Regions from separate parts of the Homo sapiens genome. Here region 2 is linked to region 1. The links are chromatin loops, found by intact Hi-C in ENCODE. Cell type or tissue: mammary epithelial cell. All regions are shown on one strand. Each heading gives the region's core, and the rest is flanking DNA. Links, peaks and the distances in the headings are about the cores only.

Region 1 (2,918 bases), core at 276-2,775:
CAGGATTCAGGATTTAAAAATAGCAGGCCATAAAAAGTACAGATGAAGGGCTGCCCAGTATGACCACTATCATGCTAGAATTTGTCTGCCTCTTACTATCTTTGTGGTCTTCTCTGTGCCTTAGCTTTTCATCTATGAAATAGGAATAATGAAAGTAACTACTTCATCAGGCTGTTCAGAGGATTGAATGAGTTGGTGTGTGTCAAGTGCTGGGAAGAGTGTCTGGCACATTGTAAGCAGTGTATGCGTGTTAGCTTAGTGGTGCCTCTAGAAGGGAGCACCATACTTAACTATCTGCCTGGTATTTCTGACTCCACCACTGTGATGGTTTTGTATTGTGTCAACTTAGCTACTAGAACTACATTTCCCAGAATTCCTTCCCCTGTATGGTCTAGATTAGGAGTGCCATGTGAGGAATCTGCGTGAGATTTGGAAGGTGAATGTGGAGCATCAGCCATCACTGTCTGGAGGTCGGTGTCGGACACAAGGGGCTGCTGCAGTCTTCACTCATCACGGACCTACACAGGGCAGCAGCTGGGCCTGCACCTCCTCTCCTCCTTCTGGACCTCCTCCTGTAGCTGCTCTGGCCAGGAGTGTGTGTCACTCCATGATGGAGGATCCCAGCTTGCGGGTCACCGATGTGGTTGAGATTGAGATGGTAGAAGACAGATATGACTTGCAGTTGGTCCCTGTGGATTTCAGTTGGTCCTTATGGATTCCTCTTTGTCTTCACAGATTTTCGTTTTCCTTGCTTTTTTGCACTTCATGCCCAGCTTTCCATCCAAACAGCCTGGCCTGCTGACCCATAGCAACTTCAGGATTGGCCCACCAAATGCAGAGGGAACAGCCTTGCACAGACATCTCCACCAGCTCCCATCATGACTCCAGGTCCAATCTCTATTGCAAATCTGTGTTTTTCTACATCATTCATCGTGGTCATGCTTCCTTGATTGAACCTTGCCTGATACATCCCCCACCACATTGCTCTGTGAGTTGGATATAAGACAGTGGTACCACTGAAAGCTCAAGGTTCTTTTTAACACATTTTGCATTTACTATAACTCTAAGCATTTTGGCTCCCAACTGCCACCCTTTGCCTTCTCTCTATTTCCCCAGAACTTCTCTGTGGGAGGACTTTGAGCAATAAGGAAAGAGTATTGACTGCTGAAATTCCACAGAAAAAATATCCAATTTCTTTCTTCAGCACAGTGATGGGTGGGGTTAACCACAGATTTGTCATCAGATTTTAAAATCAAAGCAGTAAGATTTTCCTAAAAATAAATGAAAAAGAAAAAGAATTCTATTTACCTCAATATTGCTATTTTCACAATTTCCTAGAACAAGTTGTACGGAGTAATACAAATGCTAAGAAGGTGGGTCCAAATGAAATACAGAATTCATAATAAGAGGATGTTGTTACTCAGAAGAAGGACAACCCAGTGTGCTTTGAGATGGTATTGCAGCAATGAAAACAAGCTCAATGTCCATGTCAGATAAACAATTGTCGTCACAGCTCTGGAAGTTTGGGAAGTGACTCATCTTCAGGAATGGGCAGTGAGTGAAGACAACTGTTTACCTCAGCCCTTTGGTGGTTGACACAAACATTCTTTTCTTCCCCTGTGACTTGGCCACTGGGAGATGCTGTTGCAGCCACGTGCATCGGCACCCCAGCTTCCACCACATAGATGCTCACCTCTCCTGCCCCGTGATGCCTTACACTCTCTGCCCTCAGGTTCTTACTGTCCTTAGGGGTGGAAAATCTCTAAAATCAGTGGATTTCCTGGTAAATGGGGGAGAAAATAATTCAGGAAGCCTCTCCTTGCAAGGAGGGACCATTGTTAGGAACTTTTGGTCTGAGATGCTATGGCTGAGTCCAGGGGGGCAACAAAGAACAGACCAGTTCCAAACTCGATCAGCTAGCAAAAAAAAAAAAAAAGAAAAAAAAGAAAGGGACTAAAGGGGGTGTAGAGACTCTGGTGGAGGCAGGGCAGAGCCAAAATCAGGGAGAGGATCCTCCCCTGTCAGTGGGAGGTAGTGATTGCTGGAGTCAGGGCCACAGCAAGGTCAGGGATGGAGGAATGGAGAATTCATGCAGGAGAAGCTTGGCTGGAGCTGCAGTGAATCAGAGGGTGCATCACCAGCAGGGCTCTGGCTAGCTGCACTGTTGTCTTTTTCTGCTTTATCTGAGTTGTTTCATTACCAGGACCCAGAATTTCTACTGCTATAGCCATAGAGGGCTGACTGCTCAGGAAGCAGGGTGGCAGTGGAGGCATGTCATCCAGAGAAGTGCACATCCTTGCACCAGGACACATGAACAACAATGTTCACAGTGGCATTGCTCATAATAGCTCCAAATGAGAAACTAACCAAACGACATCAACGTCAGAATGGATCAAGAAATGGTGGTATATTTATAAGTAAACTGCAGCTGTTTATACAGTGGAATACTATATTCATTTCCTAGGGCTGCCATAACAAATTAGTACAAACTGTGTGGCTTAAAATAACAGGAATTTATCATTTCACAATTGAGGAGGCTAGAAGTGTAAAATCAAGGTATCAGGAGGGTTGGTTCCTTCTGGAGGTTCTCGGGGAGAATCTGCTCCATGCCTGTCTCCCAGCTTCTGGTCTTTGCCTGCAATCCTTGGCATTCCCTGGCTTGTAGCTGTCATCACTCCCATCTCTGCCCCCATCTTCACATGGTACTCTCCCTGTTTCTCTCAATGTCTTCACATGAACATCTTATAAAGACAACAGTCATCAGATTAAGGGCCCCCCAATCCGGTATGAATCATTTTAACTGATTACATCTGCAAAGGTCCTGTTTCCAAATGAGGTCACTTTCTGAGGTTCTATGTGGATGTGAACTTTTTGGGGGACACAATTCAATGAGTGCAAATACTATACAGCCATGAAAA
Region 2 (2,918 bases), core at 156-2,655, 190 kb after region 1:
TTTTTTTTTTTTTTTTTGAGATGGAGTCTCGCTCTGTTGCCAGGCTGGAGTGCAGTGGTGCAATCTCGGCCCACTGCAACATCCGCCTCCCGGGTTCAAGTGATTCTCCTGCCTCAGCCTCCTGAGTAGCTGGGACTACAGGTGCATGCCACCACACCCAGCTAATTTTTGTATTTTTAGTAGAGACGGTTTCACCATGTTGGCCAGGATGGTCTCGATCTCTTGACCTCGTGATCTGCCCTCCTCGACCTCCCAAAGTGCTGGGATTACAGGCGTGAGCCACCGCGCCCAGCCTGAAAAGGATTTTAAATTGTTTTTATGAGGGAAACATGTTATCTTGTTCATGTAATACTCTATAGCAGAACCCAGTAGGGAATAATAGATTCTGCATATATAGGAATACTCTTCTAACTCTGGAAAGAAAAGCATAATATTATATAGATTAAAAAGAAAAGTATTTATAGCAATAAATAATTGAAATGAAAGTATTACAGGAATAAAATATTTTAAATAAAAATTAGGTGGGAAAATTGACATTGTACTTGATGAGTTGTGAGGCCTATGGCTTGTAATTTTTCTGAGAAAGTTAGAGAAGCATGAAATGAGTATATTCACAGTGTTTGCTGTTGTTGTTGTTGCTATATATTTACCATTGTGTTTCCTCTTCAGAATGTGGCTTTTCATACATAAATACATTTGCACAGAGTAAATTTTGGATGAATTTGAACCAGGGGGTAGAAGATATATCTTATATTCCAGCAAAGACTGTAGTGTGTGTGTGTGTGTGTGTGTGTGTGTGTGTGTGTGTCTGTTTGTAAGACCTTCTGCTAAAGGATGCTTGCAGACAAAGTCCTTATCAGCCATGACACAGAAATATGGATCAATAAGTGTGTATTGAATGGATGAACAAGAAAAGAGAAAAGCAGCAATTTAGACTGTGTGCCTAACACTGTGCAAGGTGCTTAGCACATGTCTTTTCATTTAATCCTCACAACCACCCTGCAAGGTGATTTTCATCATGTCTAATTTACAGAAGGAGAAACTGTGGCTTGCCCAAGGTCACAAAACTAACAAAGGATTCAAATCCAGGAACGTCAGATCATGATGCCTTTGCCGTCTGCATTGAGCGCCGCAGCCCTAATTGGTTAGCTTGCGCCACCTAGTGGCAGAACTAAAACAGGAACCAGGTCAGCCTGCAACAAATATTAAAGCAGCAGGCTGCACCCTTCAACGGGGCTTGTGAAACCTGGAGAAGCACAGGCACGCCTGTGACCCACACTCACTCCAACCCCACAACTGATAAAAGACAACGCAAGGCCCAGAATCAGATAACCTGGGAAAGTGTGTTGTAAATGAAGCATCATTTCCTCTTGAAATACATTTTTTGTCTTCCTGTACTGGGAACATAAAAGTCCCTCACCATCCCCTTGACCTCTCAGCATTTCCAGGGCTTCCCTCGACCTCAGTCTGCTGTCCCCCTCCCGGACCCAGCACCTTTTTAGCACTGAGGATCTAACCTTGTGCTCATGAGGCCTGGCTTGGTGGCGACACGTCACCCAGCACACACAGGGGCTGTCCCAGGAACGAAGTGGCATGCACATGTGGCACTCCAGGCTTCCAGCTCATCTGTGAACAGCTGCGGTCATTTGGTGGCGAAAACTCTACAGCCCACCTACCAGCCTCCTAGCCGCAGTCCCACCTGCTCCATTTTCACTACAGTCGTTTTTGAAGAGGGGCGGTGTTTCTCCTGCAGTTTACTGACAATGTTTACAGAGAAGCTATCGTTCAAGCTACTGTTCACTGCCTCCCTCCCCCGCTCAAAACACATGAAAAGTTATTCTGCCCTAGAAAATATAGGTGCCTTAGCCAGCAGGCAAATAAACATCCTCGTGGTCTATGCCCTGCTTTTGTGGTCTAATTCATTTTCTCCCTCATTCTCTCTCTCATTCTCTCTCTTATTCTCTCTCTCATGCTCTTTCTCTCTCATTCCTTCTCTCCCTTCCTCGTTCTCTGTATCTGTATCTCTGTCTTTCATAAGCCGAAACACACATACACACCGTGATATAAGAACATATAAAATCACGTGTAAGGATATTGGAATACAATTTAAGGTGAGTGCAAAAAAGGGCAGAGAATGGGCAGTGCAGAAAAGCTGGAGTTGTCGGGGGAGAAGACTGCTGGGCCCCGGATGATGAGCCCTTCTCTGAACAGCATCCAGTTTGGACACAGTAGAGAACACTGACAATCCCAGGTCATTGTGCCTTCAGTTCCTTAGAGGAAAAAAAGACAGCTTGAAGACAAAATCACTGTGAGAGTCACAGAAATGACAATGAGGCATCTGTTTTTACTTGAAATAGGTATGCATTTTTAAATGCCTCGCTTACCTCAGGTGGGTGGTGAATTCTAACGTACTTTCATGCCAGTTACTTCTGCACACCAGTGGGAGGCATCCCTGAGTGCTCTCTGACAGCTGAACGGATCTTCTCAGAGATGCCCTTATTCCAGCACTATTTCTGCAATGTATAGAAAGCACTATCCTTGGAATCAGTTTCCTGCACTTGGGAATGAGGCGATGGAGACTGAGGAGCCCCAGACGGGAGCCAAACAGAACCTTGGCTGGGGTGGGCTCCTCGTCAATGTGTGTGTGGATGGGGCATGGCCAGGCAGGGCAGAACTTCCTGACCAGCTAGGAGTCTGTGGAAAGCAGACTGGTTAATAACATGGACCATTCCAGCTCCTATCATTATGCATGGCACATAGCAAGAACTTAACAAATATTGATTAAATGAAGAGGAGTAGCAGACACTTACTTCACATTTTTCCACATGCCAGGCCTTGTTCTAAGTGCTTTTCTTATGCTAACTCATTTTGTCCTTTCAACACTCCAGTGAGGCCGGTGCTGTTACTCTCCCCATTTC

The links. A loop is a pair of places that touch in the nucleus more often than their neighbours do. Peaks named below come from ENCODE experiments on the same cell type or tissue, not always from the same donor. Only the 100,000 strongest peaks of a DNase experiment are listed, where the experiment ranks them.
Region 2: a loop joins it to region 1, with 6 times the contacts of the local background. A loop is called at or near these places in 28 of 110 quality-filtered maps.

What each region holds. Positions count from the first base shown.
Region 1 is chr3:16,058,969-16,061,886 of GRCh38, forward strand. No RefSeq gene overlaps it. Among named protein-coding and RNA genes, the nearest start is that of GALNT15, 110 kb to the right of the region's middle. RefSeq lists an enhancer at 683-1,882. In mammary epithelial cell, for the core only: a CTCF peak has its summit at 1,625; a DNase peak (open chromatin) is centred at 1,533; H3K27ac peaks cover 1,888 bases.
Region 2 is chr3:16,246,328-16,249,245 of GRCh38, forward strand. It overlaps a transcript of GALNT15 not described here. Among named protein-coding and RNA genes, the nearest start is that of DPH3, 17 kb to the right of the region's middle. RefSeq lists an enhancer at 1,015-1,309. In mammary epithelial cell, for the core only: CTCF peaks have their summits at 1,158 (motif pointing left) and 2,463; a DNase peak (open chromatin) is centred at 1,154.